Regions from separate parts of the Homo sapiens genome. Here region 2 is linked to region 1. Evidence: chromatin contacts called from ENCODE Hi-C or POLR2A ChIA-PET data. All regions are on one chromosome and are shown on one strand. The core of a region is the stretch at or near the end of the contact, and the rest is flanking DNA. Distances in the headings are between cores, read along the strand shown.

What was found. Hi-C counts contacts between places; a loop is a spot of excess contacts on that map. ChIA-PET counts read pairs that join two places held with the same protein, here RNA polymerase II (POLR2A). Pooled maps may share reads with other maps.
Region 2: a loop to region 1 is called in a pooled map, with 2.4 times the contacts of the local background. The contact joins the promoter of ARID1A here to the enhancer-like site in region 1. A Hi-C loop is called at or near these places in 1 of 168 maps with a recorded cell type or tissue (gastrocnemius medialis) and 1 of 50 pooled maps. POLR2A ChIA-PET finds 5 or more read pairs at or near these places in 3 of 52 experiments (H1, OCI-LY7 and Panc1).

What each region holds. Positions count from the first base shown.
Region 1 is chr1:23,571,439-23,578,661 of GRCh38, forward strand. LOC124903876 (a long non-coding RNA gene) reads left to right here. Exons shown (of 3, transcript XR_007065537.1): 3 at 1,309-2,262. It overlaps LOC107984928 (a long non-coding RNA gene), which reads right to left and starts at 6,269. Exons shown (of 2, transcript XR_007065540.1): 1 at 5,989-6,269; 2 at 4,998-5,895. RefSeq lists an enhancer at 3,319-3,408. Within about 2 kb of position 2,916, at least 5 of the 41 ENCODE cell types and tissues checked have a DNase peak (open chromatin) inside an H3K27ac peak, as active enhancers do; they include OCI-LY7, where a contact is called at or near this core.
Region 2 is chr1:26,690,042-26,697,264 of GRCh38, forward strand. ARID1A (AT-rich interaction domain 1A) reads left to right here and starts at 5,974. Exons shown (of 20, transcript NM_006015.6): 1 at 5,974-7,223. The coding sequence starts at 6,363. LOC124900417 (translation initiation factor IF-2-like) reads right to left here and starts at 6,364. Exons shown (of 2, transcript XM_047439473.1): 1 at 6,176-6,364; 2 at 1,867-5,924. The coding sequence starts at 6,364. The coding sequence ends at 5,238. LOC105376888 (a long non-coding RNA gene) reads left to right here. Exons shown (of 3, transcript XR_001737950.2): 2 at 250-324; 3 at 735-771. LOC101928728 (a long non-coding RNA gene) reads right to left here and starts at 4,090. Exons shown (of 1, transcript NR_135804.1): 1 at 1,869-4,090. RefSeq lists enhancers at 2,644-3,158, 2,875-2,974, 4,807-5,743, 5,744-6,679 and silencers at 5,658-5,987, 6,078-6,237, 6,608-6,937, 6,988-7,223.

The DNA.
Region 1 (7,223 bases), core at 1,666-4,165:
GTAATCCCAGCTGCTCGGGAGGCTGAGGCAGGAGAATCACTTGAACCCAGGAGGCAGAGGTTGCAGTGAGCTGAGATCGCTCCGTTGCACTCCAGCCTGAGCAACAAGAGCAAAACTCCGTCTCAAAAAAAAAAAAAAAGTTAAACAGCAATTTATCACATGACCTAGCAGTTCTTCTCCTAGATCTCTACCCAAGAGAAATGAAAACAAGTCTACCCAGAAACTCATACAGGGATGTTCACAGCAGCATTGTTCATGATAGCAAAAAAGTGGAAATGACTCAAATGGCCATCAGCTGATGAATGGATCAACAAAATGTGGTGTATTCATACAATGGAATATTATTCAGCTATAAAAAAGGAATGAACTACTAATCTACACAATAAATAGATGGACCTCAAAAAATATGCTTACATGAAAGGAGCAAGACACAAAGGACCACATACTGTGCAGTTCCATTTATGTGAAATTTCTAAAAGAAATTTCTATAAATTTCTAAAAATTTATAGAGACAGAAAGTAGATTAATGGTTGCCTGGGACTGGGGGACAGAAGGGGAGTGACTGCTAATGGATACAGGGTTTTATGTGGGGGTGATGAAAGTATTCTGGAATTGATGTGATGGTTGCACGACTCTGTAAATGTGCTAAAAATCATTGAATTATATACATAAATATTGGTGAATTTTCTAGTATGTAAATTAAACACCAATAAATCTCTTTTTAAAAATTCTCCCAACAACTTTTTTTTTTTTTTTTTTGGAGACAGGGTCTTGCTCTGTTGCCCAGGCTGGAGTGCAGTGGCCTGATCATGGCTCACTGCAGCCTCAACCTTCATGCTTAGGCAATCCTCCTGCCTCAGCCTCCCGAGTAGCTGGAACCACAGGTACATGCCACCACAGCTGGCAAATTTTTTTTTTTTTTTTTGAGATGAAGTCTCACTCTGTCGCCCAGGCTGGAGTGCAGTGGTGCAATCTCGGCTCACTGCAAGCTCCGCCTCCTGGGTTCACACCATTCTCCTGCCTCAGCCTCCTGAATAGCTGGGATTACAGGCGCCCACCACCATACCCAGCTAATTTTTTTGTATTTTTAGTAGAGACGGGGTTTCACCATGTTAGCTAGGATGGTCTCGATTTCCTGACCTCGTGATCTGCCTGCCTGGTCCTCCCAAAGTGCTGTGATTATAGGATTATAGACCACTGCGCCCGGCCCAATTTTTTTGTACTTATTTGTAGAGACAGGGTCTCTCTATGCTGCCCAGGCTTCCAAACAACTTTTGTGACAGATACTATTATCATCCCATTTCACAGTTGCGGAAGCATCAGAAAGGTGAAGCCACCCGCCTAAGACCGAAGAGCTAGAAGCAAAAGAGCCAAATTTCAAAACTGCAAAGTGTTCCTGACCTCTGGGCTGTCCTGCTTCCTGGAAATTGCTTGGGCAGTGCGCTCCATCTTCCTGGGGCATTTAACCCACAAGTTTGCTAGCAGCCATGTTTTCAAGCTGCAACAACTACTTCTTGGATGGTGAGAATTGGGAGAGATGGCAGAAGGCCTGGGGAAGAGTGGGGATGCTGGGAAAGCCTCCTGGTGAGAAAGCTCAGGCCACAGCTGGGCCAGGGACATCCACAGCAGTCTCCAGGCTCTGACACCCCCTCCCCAACCCTGACTCCCTCCCAGGGGAGAGAATAACTTGGCTCCAAAGCTGAGGCCAGAATATAAGCCAGAGACCTGCTGACCTGACCCCCCCACCCTGGAATCTACTGAATCTGGGGCCAGGAGCAAGGAAGGGCTGACCCCAAACTGAACAAATCAAAAAGCCAAGTTCCCCTCTGAGCCCTGCAATTTTTTTTTCTTTTGGACCAAATAAGGAAGGAGCACCTGTTACTTTATAATCATACTGTAGGACAGCCTCGAGTTGAAAGCCATGGGATCTGGAGTCTTGAAAACGCGGTTCAAGCTCCTATCTTTTCTATTTCCAAACTCAGTGTCCTAGAGCAACTCACTCACTTTCCCCAAGCTTCAGTTTTTCTATCTATGAAATAGACAATGATACTCCTGTTAAGAGGGCGCTTGTAAGGATTTGGGGGACCAGAGGTTAAATTCGCTTCATTTTAGTTCACCTACGTTACTTATGTTTTGTTACATGTCTTAAGTTATGGTTTTAATAATCCCCCCACTCAAAAATAAACAAGATTAAAAGAATAATGAAAATAGTTAATAATAAGTGTCAACATTTATGGGCACTGATTTTGTGCTGTTTCAAGTGCTTTATACACATTAACTCATTTATCTTCATAAAAAGCCTATGAAGCCATTATACAGATGAGGAAACAGGCTCAGAGAGGCTAAGCATGTTGTTCAAGGTCACACAGCATGGAAGAGGCAAGCCGACTGACTCCAGAGCCTTAGCTTTGTGCCAGTCAGAATGGAAAAGAACTCCAAAAGACACCAACCTGGTTTATTCAAGTGCTGGCATGTAAGGATAAGGAAAAGCAGCCATCAGTTTGAATGACAGGCGATGGGTCCGGAGTAATTAGCCAAATGTATGAAGATTTCACCATTTCTAAACCATCCTGTTATATGACCACACATACCATCTTCATGGAAGTGCAGTAGCATCACCATGACAACTACTTTTGTGTTTTTACCTCTAATGTAATCGATTGTATTTTAAAATATTTTTAAATGAATAAAAGCTTTTGAATTTAATGTTTTAAGTAGGTAATACTTTCACCTGGTTAAAAACTCAAAAAGCTCGAGAGGCATAAAGTGAAAGGCCTCCTTCTCACCCCGGCCCCTGCCATCCTCTTCTCACAGTCAGCCAATGTTGCTAGTTTTGTGGGGAGGGGAAGAACTGATACTTTTTGAAAGTAGAAAGAGTGTGCTTGATTTGTTCTGAGGTCACAAGCCATAAAGCCCACCTTACTCTGGTTGATTTCTTCAGGTCGGCCTCAGCCTGATTTCCTGTACCCTTTGAGGCACTGCTGCTTCCTGCAGGTGATGGTTAGTCCCTTAGGGAGATGGTCAGTCCCTTCTCCCTCTGAACTTTCCCCTGAGGCACCCCCTTCAGTACCCGCTATGCTCCTGACCACATTCTCTCTGGCCTCTAGGCCTGACTGGTTCTCCATCCCCCAGAACCTGCAGAGCCTGTAAATGCCAGAGAAATCTCATCATCTCACACAGCTGATGTGGTAGAGGTGGACCCAGAGGTCACACCTGGGTGGCTTCAGGCTATATCTAGCCTATGAGATTTTTTGTTCTTTTTTGGTCTGCACAGTGATGTCAGAATTGGAAATCTTCACCTGAAAGTCCAATTTTCTGATTTCACTTGAAATATTGGCAGACTCAGCCACACTGAACCCATACTGATGCATGATGATGACAGCTGGAGCTGAGCAGCAGTTGCTCCCTTGAGAAGGAGCACAAGCTCTCTGGGTTGTATGGTCCCCGCCACTCTGGGTTGGTTAACATGGTAGGCAGGATCATAGTCACCTCCAAAGATGTCTGTGTCCTAATCCCTATAATTTGTGAATGTACTGTTACACGGCAAGTGGGAATTAAGTTTGCAGATGGAATGAAGGTTGCTATGCAGGATTATCTAGGTGGGTCCAATGGAATCAGAAGGGTCCTTAAAAGTGGGAGAGGGCAGCAGAAAAGAGTCAGAGAAAGAGAGGCAACCACGAAAACAGGGTCAGAGAGATGCCATGTTGCTGGCTTTGAAAATGAAGGAAGGGGTCACAACCCAAGGAATGTTGGCAGCCTCCAGAAGCTGGAAAAGGCAAGGAAATCAATTATCTTCCAGATTCTCCGAAAGGGAAGTCCCTGCAAACACCCTGATTTTAGCCCAGTGAGATCAGGTTGGTTTGAGAGCATAAACTTAAGTTGTTTTAAGTGACTAAGTTTGTAGTCATTTTGTTATAGCAGCAATAGAGAAGTAATACAGTTAATATGGGCCCTTGTAGGTCTCCAGGGATGGGGGAGTGGGGCACAGCTGTGAGAGCTGTTGTAAGTGTGCAAGACTCATAGCTTAAAGAGCTCGGTAAATGGCCATGAATGTTCTAATGAATAGGCGTAGCAGGCGGGTTCTGGGCAGAGTAGAGATATGGGTGACCCTTGCTTTGGTTTTTTCTCCCTCCACTCTTGTGACACCCTCTGCCCAGTTTCCTTCACAGCCCTGGGGCTTGCTGAGAGAGCCGGGCTGATATGTCAGGCCTTCAGCATTGAGTAGGGCAATCACTTAGCAAGTTGGCAGGTCTCAGCAGCTGGTGGAGGAATCTGGGCTCTGACTGAGGACAGGATTAGAGGTCAAAGTGGGAAAGTAGGGAATAGGCCCCAGACTGAGTAAAAAGACCAGGAGAGCTGAAGGTGGGGGAGGGTCAGGAGCAGGTTCTGAAAGGGGGTGCAAAGCTAGGCAGGGCCCAGACTTGAGGCCTGTTCTAGGTGGTGCTGGCTGGTAGGGGAATGACTGATGGTCTAGGATTGCTGAGGACAACTGTGCACCTGCCAGCACTGTCCTAAGCCTGCCTCTGAACACTAAGCTGTCAGCCTCTGTTTACCTTCCACTCTCAGTATAACCTGCATTCGGCCTATTTGTTGGGAGGCAACTGAAAAACTAATTTATCCTGAATTATTCTTAGTGACTGATAGTGGCTTACTGTGTCAGATACTTGCCAAGGAGATTCATGTTGAAGTGCATATCATTTTAACCTAAAAAGATGAAGTGCATTTAAGGTAGCAGTGTCTGAGAAGGAAAACCTCATGGCTACTGGTGGTGGGGGGTGGCAGGGAACATAGGATGTCACACGGTGGACAGCCTTACCTGCTCACAGGGCTGTACACCCCCAGGAGGTCTCTCATATTCCAGCCCCCATGTCCTTAAGTCTCTTTAGATTTTTTTCACCTGGGCTTTCATTACAATTCTTTTACTTTCCGTGTTTCCTGGGTAAGCTTGTTTATATATTTTTAGCAAACATTCATGTAACACTATGTGCCAGGCACCATTCTAAGTGCTTTACAAATGTTTATTTAGGTAACAGAGGTACTGTTGCCTCCATTTTACAGATAAGGAAACTGAGACACAGAGAGGCTAATTTGCCCAAGACCACGTGGCTAGCGAGTGGCTACACTTTCTGAGCCTCGGCTTTCTTGGCTGTTAAATTGATATGTATATACAAGCGCCCTCTGCATAGCAGGGCTTCTCAGACCCAACACTATTGACATTTTGGGCTGGATAATTCTTTGTTGTGAGGCTGTCCTGTGCATTGCAGGATGTTTAGCGGTATCCCTGGCCTCTACCACATAGGGTATTCACTGCCAAGAGATGCCAGTAGCAACTCCCACTCAAGCTGTGACAAACCTAAAATGTCCCCTGATCTTGCCAAATGTCCTCTGGGGGCAAAATCAACCCTAGTTTAGAACCACTGCCTAATAGGATCCTGGGGAGGATTAAATGAGCTATTTCATATAAAATACCTTCCGGCAATCCCTTCCCCATTCCTTCCATAACTCTATGGTGAGTTCTAACTCCTCAGAACCCTCTTGTTCTTTCTGTTCCTCTACTGTTTGGAAAATGTGCCCACCTATGGAGACTGGGTGCTTGAGAGCTTCTTGCAAATCCAAAGCTGTTCCAGGAGCTAGACCTGATTCCAGTCCTGTCATTTCCACAGACATGCTGTGGGACCTTGGCTGAAGTCCTTCCCCTCCTTGAGCCTCGGTTTCCCCATGTGTACGAGGGGGCTGACCCAGAAGCTTTCCGAAAGGTCTTCTCACTGCAGGAATCAGTGACTGGGTGATTCATACCAAGTGCAAATTCCCCTCACAAAGTCCAAATTCTTCCAGCGACTTAGTCATTCCAGGGTTTGAACTTTCTCGCAAAAACCATTTGAAAAATTCTTCCAGCTTAAAAAAAAAAAAAAAAAGCTATTAAAAGAAAGTAAAAGTTTCAAAACCAAATCCTAGGCAAACAACCCTGAAAACAATACACACACATACATATACATACAGCACCCAAGGTAGCTCTGAGAACAGGATATGAAACCTTGCAGGCCGGCACTAAGAAATGATTCACAGGCCTTTGAGATGCTTCTATTTCAAGACACAGTCCACCCACTGGATCTGGTGGCTCCAAAAACAAACTTTCAGCTGCTGTTTCTTATCGCAGTGTGGTTCGCCTGGCCAGTATCCTTGGGTCTCAAGAGCTCCAGACAGAAGACAAGGTTGAGTCCTGTGAATTCCCTTTCTGTTCTATTTCAAGCCTCAAGCTGCTGGCTTGTTTAAAGAAAGTCTTTTGCATCCACCTTTTGGTTGGCTGACCCGAGTTTAAAGCAACATAGCCTAATGGGTTCGTAGCACAGCCTGCGAATTCATAATTTTAGTTTAGCAAGGCCTCTGTGTGGCTCCAGCAAGTCCTACTGGATCCTGGGCTGGTCATTCTAGAAGCTGTCTCCAGCTAAACAATCCTGCCTGGCTTTCCTTATACATATCAATATTATACTTGCCCTAGGCCAGGATTAAGAATTTTAGCACAAATTCAAAATTTCATGCTTTTATGTAAAATAGAAATATAAAAGTAATTCATTCGATGAAATGCTTACTGAGTGCTCACTATATGCCAAGCACCAGCAATGTACTGGCGATAAAATACAGCCCCTGCCTTCAGGAGCCACATTGAACAGGAAAAGCAGACAATCTAAATATACATAGTAGAAACACATGGAACTATTCCCTATGGGAAATGCCCTGCATAAAAAGTGATACCAAAGTTGGAGCAAAATTGAAAGAAATGCAAATGCTTGTGATACGGTTAAGTACATTTTCATCTGTACTTACCCTTGATTTTGTTTTAGATTTAGAAAATCTTGAACTTTCACTGTTGCTTCATTTGCCCTCCAAAAATCCAGAATCTTACAGAAAGGGTCAGTGTCTGGATCAAACATGTTTCTTATCTAATTTCCTTGCCCCAGTTTTTGTTTATGCCATCATTGCTGCATGGAGTCCTCCCTCCTCTCCTTGTGTATCCTCCAAGTTCTGATGCAAAGCCCACTTCCTCCAGGAAGCATTCGCAGACCCATCTGGCCACATCCTCGCTGTTCTCTAAACACACATATCTCATGCTCTTGACTTGGCCTTTAGCCTGTCCTGCCTTATGATCTCTCTTGTACTTCTGTCCTGAAGTTTTATCTAACTTATGAATTGGGGGAAAGAGGACAGGCACTGACATTTATTAA
Region 2 (7,223 bases), core at 4,724-7,223, 3.1 Mb after region 1:
CAGCCTCGGCCTCCCGTATTGTTTTTAAATGGCTTGTTGGATAGGCTTGATGAAGTGTGCTGGATTATTTCCTCCATTGTCTCCTGTTCTCTCCCTCCCACAGCAAGACTAGAAGAGCAACAACACACTTCTATACAGGTCTCTAGTAGTCTCTTTGGAGGGGTAGGCCAATAAGAACCAACCTGCTGGTCCCTACCCCCAACCCCTCTGGTGACTTCTGAATCCAGTTTCAATATTGTTAAATTTCAGGGAAGAAAGTGATAATGTGGAAAAGTGCCAAAACTCAGTCTGATTTTTCCTGGCAGCTTTCCCTTGGTGTCATTGGTAAGTTCCGCATTTCACTGGAGTGGAGTGCCACACTGCTACTATGACTATAGTAGTCACTCCCACGCCTGACTTTTTTGTTTGGTCCATTTTATCTTTAGGAATAGGCATTTTCTGTAGGGATAGATGGGTTTAAACCCTATTAAAGCTAGTCAGAATGTTTTTCATTAGGGGCCACTCAATTCCTGTCTTATACCTAATAGATTTCTTTGGATTTTCTTTGATTCTTATACAAAAACACCCAGTATCATCATGCTGGAGGATTCTCTTAAGGTGGTTGCTTTGCAGAGAACAGACAGCACATTTGCTTTTTTAGCCACCTATCCTATTTCATAGGACTGCATGCCTGCCTCCCTCCATTTTGTCTGTGCTTACACTGTTTTTTCCTTCTCTTTCCAACTCTTCTACAGAACTTGTGTTGGAATAAAAGACTCCATTCCAGATCCATTCCAGAGTTGCTGTGAGAAACTTCCCCACTGACTCTTTTTCCTAACTCAGTAAAATGGCAGTGTAAGAAAGCTTTATGCAGGCAAGGGCTGAAAGAAATCTCCACCTAGAATACAGTGTTTGATTTTTCCTTCTGATTTTCTTGTCAACTCTCAAAAACTTCCCTTATAATCATTTTATATGTGTGAAATTTCCCTAGGTTGGTTTTAAAGAACAAAACAAAACAAAAGCAACCTACATTGGTTTAACATGGGAAATCCTAGATAACAGACTTTTCCTGTTCCTGGGCAATAGCCTTCTGTGCTAAGATTGGTGACCTTACCTTGGTAATATTGTTGGTGCTTAGCCTTCCAGATCTAAAAACAGCTTAGTGTAATAAGTACCAAGCACAAAATTGTTAAGTTTCTCTTTTGATTGACTATGAAGAGGCTATCAAGCTTTTTTTTGTTTTGTTTTGTTTTTTGTTTTTTGAGACGGAGTCTCCCTTTGTTGCCCAGGCTGGAGTGCAGTGGCGACATCTCAGCTCACTGCAACCTCCGCCTCCCCGGTTCAACCGATTCTCCTGCCTTAGCCTCCCGAGTGGCTGGGATTACAGGCGGGTGCCACCACGCCCAGCTAATTTTTTGTATTTTCAGTAGAAACGGGGTTTCACCGTGTTAGCAAGGATGGTCTCGATCTCCTGACCTCGTGATCTGCCTGCCTCGGCCTCCCAAAGTGCTGGGATTACAGGCGTGCGCCACCACGCGCGGCTCAAGCTTTAAGTAGGTTTTTCATACAGTATTTTTTGTATTAGTTGGTGAATACAAATCTTCAATGAGCTCAGCAGAAATAAGAAATCCAAATTTCCTGATCTGCCCAGTGGTTTTATGAAACCCCAGTCCCGTTTTTTTGTTTTTTGTTTTTTTAAAAAATATTAGTAGTAGCTTTACTCAGTCTTTTCCACAAAAATAAGCTCACTGGTCAGCAAGCTCACCAGTGAGACTGGTGAGTGAGGCTGTACTTAGAAGAATATGAAAGCCTTGGTATCTTTTTCCTCATATTAGACTGGCCCTGGGTGTTATTTTTGTTTGAAACCTGCCACAAGCCAGACCAGCCTGGACTTTTACTTATTTTATTTTTTATTTCAGTTTTGGTGGAGGTGGTGGTGAGGGTAATTTTTAATTTATATTGAGACAAAATAAGCTGGCTGACTTATGCCTGAGGCTCTTTTTTTCACAGCTACTTTGGGGAAAAAAAGTCTCATTCAGAAATTAACATTTCTCAAAATGTGTTCCTTATTCTGAAATATAAATGACCCCAAATTGCTTAAGAGTTTGAGATGAGTGGGGAAAAGATCTAGAAAAGCATTTATTGTGTGCCAACCAAGTTTGAGGCCTCCTGGTTTGCTCCTTTGGGATTCTAGATCCTTGGCAGTCACAGTTTTACCGCGAAGAGCTGTTGAATGCCATTCCGAGTTCATTCCATTTTTCTCCGTGTGTGCATCCAGTTCGTATTTTACAGCTCCCGTATGGGAGCCGGTAACATAATGAATTGCCTTGACTCTCGCTTCAATCCACTTTCCTCGCTTAATATGCAGCCCAAAGTTTTGCAGCTCGCTGTCAGATGGTAGTGCTAGACTTTCACACCGATCCCAAAGCCTCCGCTGGGGCTGTTTCTTAACACGGAGTTACAAACTTTAAGAACAGACAGCTCCAGACGGAAATCCACGCCAGGCTTTGAACTCTGCTTCTGGCTTCCGTCAACTGACATAGTTGCCCTTTTGCTCAAACTCGCAGCTCCAGTTCGCACTCGAGAGAGCTCTGCTGGGTGTCTGCTGCTGTTCCGCGGCGGGAACGTGTGGGGGCAACAACCTGGCGCTCCAGCGATTCTCCACGCCTTAGTTAGGAATCTAAGCAAACCCTCGCTAGGGTCCCTGGGCTTAAGACGACTTCTCCCACAAGGATTGGGTGGAGGAAGGAGCCGAGCCCGATCTTCTGTTTGTTTGTTGAGTTTTGTATTTCAGACATTTAGGGGAAGCAAATTGCGAGAAAGGAAGGGCTGTCTTCCCTGCAAACGTTTCCCTCTCCTAGCAAACCCTCCAGGCCTCGGTTCCACATTTTGCAGTTGACTCTCTGGATTTTAATAGGTTGTTCCCTTGTCCTCGGGCCCAATCCATGCACGCTGTGCAGCCGGATAAAATGGGAGCACATCCTCTGCCATTTTCAGCCGGTTTGTCCTGGCAGCCCTGCCCCCTTCCTTGGCTGCTCTGCCGCTGGAGTTAATACGCCCAGAAACTCCGCCTGATCCTCCAGGCCTCAAATCCAGTCCGCGTTTGCTAAGTGCCGTGCGGTCGGGGACGGCGATAAGAACTCTCCTGTGAGGGAGAGCTAGCGAGACTTTAGTCCGGTTTCCATGTCAACGATTCAGTCCATATTTGCCATCAGGCTGTTGGCCGAGGTGCTTTCGCGAGGGTAGCGCTGTCCTAGTCCTAGTTCTCCAATCTGCGCCGGGATTCCTGAGCTGCCTGGGTGTGGGGTTAAAAGGCAGGGGCCGTGGGGGAAAAAACTCCACCGAAGGGAGGACCCACTGCCCCCAGCCGGGGTCTCGCTGCTCGGGCCAGCCACGTGCCCAGCTCCTCCCCTCCCCCGCTTTCCCGTTGCCACTGCCCCTAGGGAAAGCTGATGGGCCAGTTTCTAAAAAAGTTCCCTCAGCCCAACATTTCCTGGGATCGTGGTGTGGGGCTCTAAAAGTAAAAGTGGAAGAGAACCCTAGTGAATTAAAAAAAAAAAAAAGTAGAGAAATTCCACATTATCTCCTCCAACCCAGGTGGATAGATTTTTGTGCACTTTACCTTATTGCTAGAGAAAAATGGTGACTGTTTTCAAAACAGCTTGCCCACGTGTAGGGAAGGAGATTTTTGGCGCTTTCCATATTTCACAGCCATTGAAGAAAGGGGATGAGGGCTTTCTTTGGAGAGAAATCCATTCTAGCTTCCAGATTTTCACTGGGCTCCAGGTTTCCCATTACACCCCAGCTCTAAGGAAAATGGCAGAGTAATGGCATGTAAAAAAATCCTCATTTGTGTGCAGGACTCAGGACTGTTTGCCAGCTCAGGGGCAGTTGATTAAATAGCCAAGCTCTATTTATGAGGCAGCCTATAATTTGGTTTCTAGGACCTAATGCACCGGGGAGAGTTGTTGCCCCTGAGGACTGTGAGTGAAAAGAGGGCACTGGCCCATACCAGTCAGTCGGATCTTCTTGGTAGGCTGGTTTGGTTCTTGGCTTGAGGCCGGGGGAGGGGAGAAGAATAAAACTGTGGGATTTTTTTTTTTTTTAAATCTCATCACTCTTAGATTAACAGGAAGGTTTTGCCTTTCTGGTGTAGGATGCAGTAAGTTTTCTTGGGGAGAGAAATGAGTTCAGGCTTTGGAATTATTCATAGTGACCAGGGACATTGCCAGCACTCCCGGGTCCTGCATAATCTAAGATAATGCTCCTGTGGCCATGAAGTCTCCCTTTACAAAATCTGAGGGGGAAAAGAGATCCTGGTGTCTAGGAACACTGGCCTGGGCCTTTCCCAAGGCAGCCTTGGGTCTGGTGAGGAGCTGGAATCCCCTCTGGCTTTTGTAGCCTGTCATATCAGAACATTCCAAGTCAGCCTGAGGAAGAAAAGGCTGCTGCTGGGATTTGGTGGGGCCTGTAGATCAGGAGAACACTGGAGCTTTCTGTGTATGTCGATCTTTTCAGATAAACCTGGCCTTCTACCCAACTCCAGCTCAATCGGGGTCTCTTAGAATGTAATGGTAAACTTTAAACAATCTTTACGCTACAGGATAGAAAACAAATCTGACAAGCATCCATTTTCTAAGTGACTTGTTGGACTGTGCCTTTTCTTCAAGGAGAAAATGGTTTCCATTTTCTGCATCTCTCTTCTGTAATGGTTTGAACACTCAGGTTCCTGCAGTCCCTGGAGCCTCTTCTGTGGGTTTTCAGTATTAGAAGGTACTGTCTTTGGAGACTGGGGCTACTTGTCATGGTAGGCTAAGTTTTCTTAAGAGGGAGTGAGAAACGGTGTTTAGGTTTTCCTGCTGGGTAACTGTTCTATGCTCCTAAAGCAACTTCAGTGGCCTCCATTTTAAGTTAGTGGTGAGATGATCAGTTTTGACTTCAAATCCATTTTGATATTCTGATCCCATTGTTGAATGTGCTCACAACTTGATTTTTTTTTTTTTAAAGGCAAGTAGACCGAAGGCAGCTTTGGTGACTCCACTTCTTTTTAAAGTCACCCTCCTCTGCCCTCTGACTTTAAGTGACAGGCAGTTCCCTCCCCTCTCTTTCAATTCTGTAAAATGGGGATAATCCGGACCTCATGCCCCCAGAGCCTTGTAAGGACCGGCTAATGAGGGCAGGCGAGTGGGAAACGAATCGTCTGAACAATGATCAGTCATTCTTTCGGGCTTGCAAAGAGGGTAAAAAAGGTTGGGTCTTTAGCGGGGTCCGTAGAAGGCTTTGAAGACGAAAAGTGCTGTAGAGGTGCTAAGCAGCAGCCAACGGACCGGGCCCGCTGCCAGGGGGTCAGGGCTGGGCCGAGGCGGCCGCGGTCTCAGGCTCTGGCCAATTTTGCAGCCGCGGGTAAAGTTCACGCTGCCCGCTCCCCTCGGTACGGCCGGGAGGGGACAGACCTGGATAGGGACGCCGGGAGGGAGGCGGCGCAGGCTCCAGAGATGCGCGGGCTCCGGGCCGGGTTTTCTCCGAAGCCTTCGGCGGCGGCGCTGCCTAGCGAAAGCGGCTGAGGGCCTGCCGCCGCCGCGGCTTGTTCTCTCCCCTCCTCCTTTGTGAAGGGAAGGGAGCGAGTCCGTTCCACGGCCTGCGCCCGCTCCGCTCTCCACTCCGGGTTTGCCAGGCGGCCGCGACGGCGCTGGGTAAAATGGCAGTGCTGAGCCTCGTGTCGGAGTGAGGGGGACTCGGAGGAGAGTGGGGCGCTCTAGCCGCTCAGTCCGGCCGACCGCTTGCTCGCCCGCCCGCTGCCGCGCAGCAGCCTCGACCCAAGCCGCAGCTGGCGAGGGGAGGCAGGGCGCCGGGCTCGGCCCGCGCTCTGACTCTGGCTCCCGGCGCCCCGGCTGCTGCCGCGCGCCCTCCAGCCCGCCCGTCCCGGGTCCCCCTCCCCCCGCTCCCTCCCTCCCTCCCCGCCCCCTCCCCCTCGCCTCCCTCCCTCCCTCCCTCCTCCTTTCTCCGGCAGCAGAAAGCGGAGAGTCACAGCGGGGCCAGGCCCTGGGGAGCGGAGCCTCCACCGCCCCCCTCATTCCCAGGCAAGGGCTTGGGGGGAATGAGCCGGGAGAGCCGGGTCCCGAGCCTACAGAGCCGGGAGCAGCTGAGCCGCCGGCGCCTCGGCCGCCGCCGCCGCCTCCTCCTCCTCCGCCGCCGCCAGCCCGGAGCCTGAGCCGGCGGGGCGGGGGGGAGAGGAGCGAGCGCAGCGCAGCAGCGGAGCCCCGCGAGGCCCGCCCGGGCGGGTGGGGAGGGCAGCCCGGGGGACTGGGCCCCGGGGCGGGGTGGGAGGGGGGGAGAAGACGAAGACAGGGCCGGGTCTCTCCGCGGACGAGACAGCGGGGATCATGGCCGCGCAGGTCGCCCCCGCCGCCGCCAGCAGCCTGGGCAACCCGCCGCCGCCGCCGCCCTCGGAGCTGAAGAAAGCCGAGCAGCAGCAGCGGGAGGAGGCGGGGGGCGAGGCGGCGGCGGCGGCAGCGGCCGAGCGCGGGGAAATGAAGGCAGCCGCCGGGCAGGAAAGCGAGGGCCCCGCCGTGGGGCCGCCGCAGCCGCTGGGAAAGGAGCTGCAGGACGGGGCCGAGAGCAATGGGGGTGGCGGCGGCGGCGGAGCCGGCAGCGGCGGCGGGCCCGGCGCGGAGCCGGACCTGAAGAACTCGAACGGGAACGCGGGCCCTAGGCCCGCCCTGAACAATAACCTCACGGAGCCGCCCGGCGGCGGCGGTGGCGGCAGCAGCGATGGGGTGGGGGCGCCTCCTCACTCAGCCGCGGCCGCCTTGCCGCCCCCAGCCTACGGCTTCGGGCAACCCTACGGCCGGAGCCCGTCTGCCGTCGCCGCCGCCGCGGCCGCCGTCTTCCACCAACAACATGGCGGACAACAAAGCCCTGGCCTGGCAGCGCTGCAGAGCGGCGGCGGCGGGGGCCTGGAGCCCTACGCGGGGCCCCAGCAGAACTCTCACGACCACGGCTTCCCCAACCACCAGTACAACTCCTACTACCCCAACCGCAGCGCCTACCCCCCGCCCGCCCCGGCCTACGCGCTGAGCTCCCCGAGAGGTGGCACTCCGGGCTCCGGCGCGGCGGCGGCTGCCGGCTCCAAGCCGCCTCCCTCCTCCAGCGCCTCCGCCTCCTCGTCGTCTTCGTCCTTCGCTCAGCAGCGCTTCGGGGCCATGGGGGGAGGCGGCCCCTCCGCGGCCGGCGGGGGAACTCCC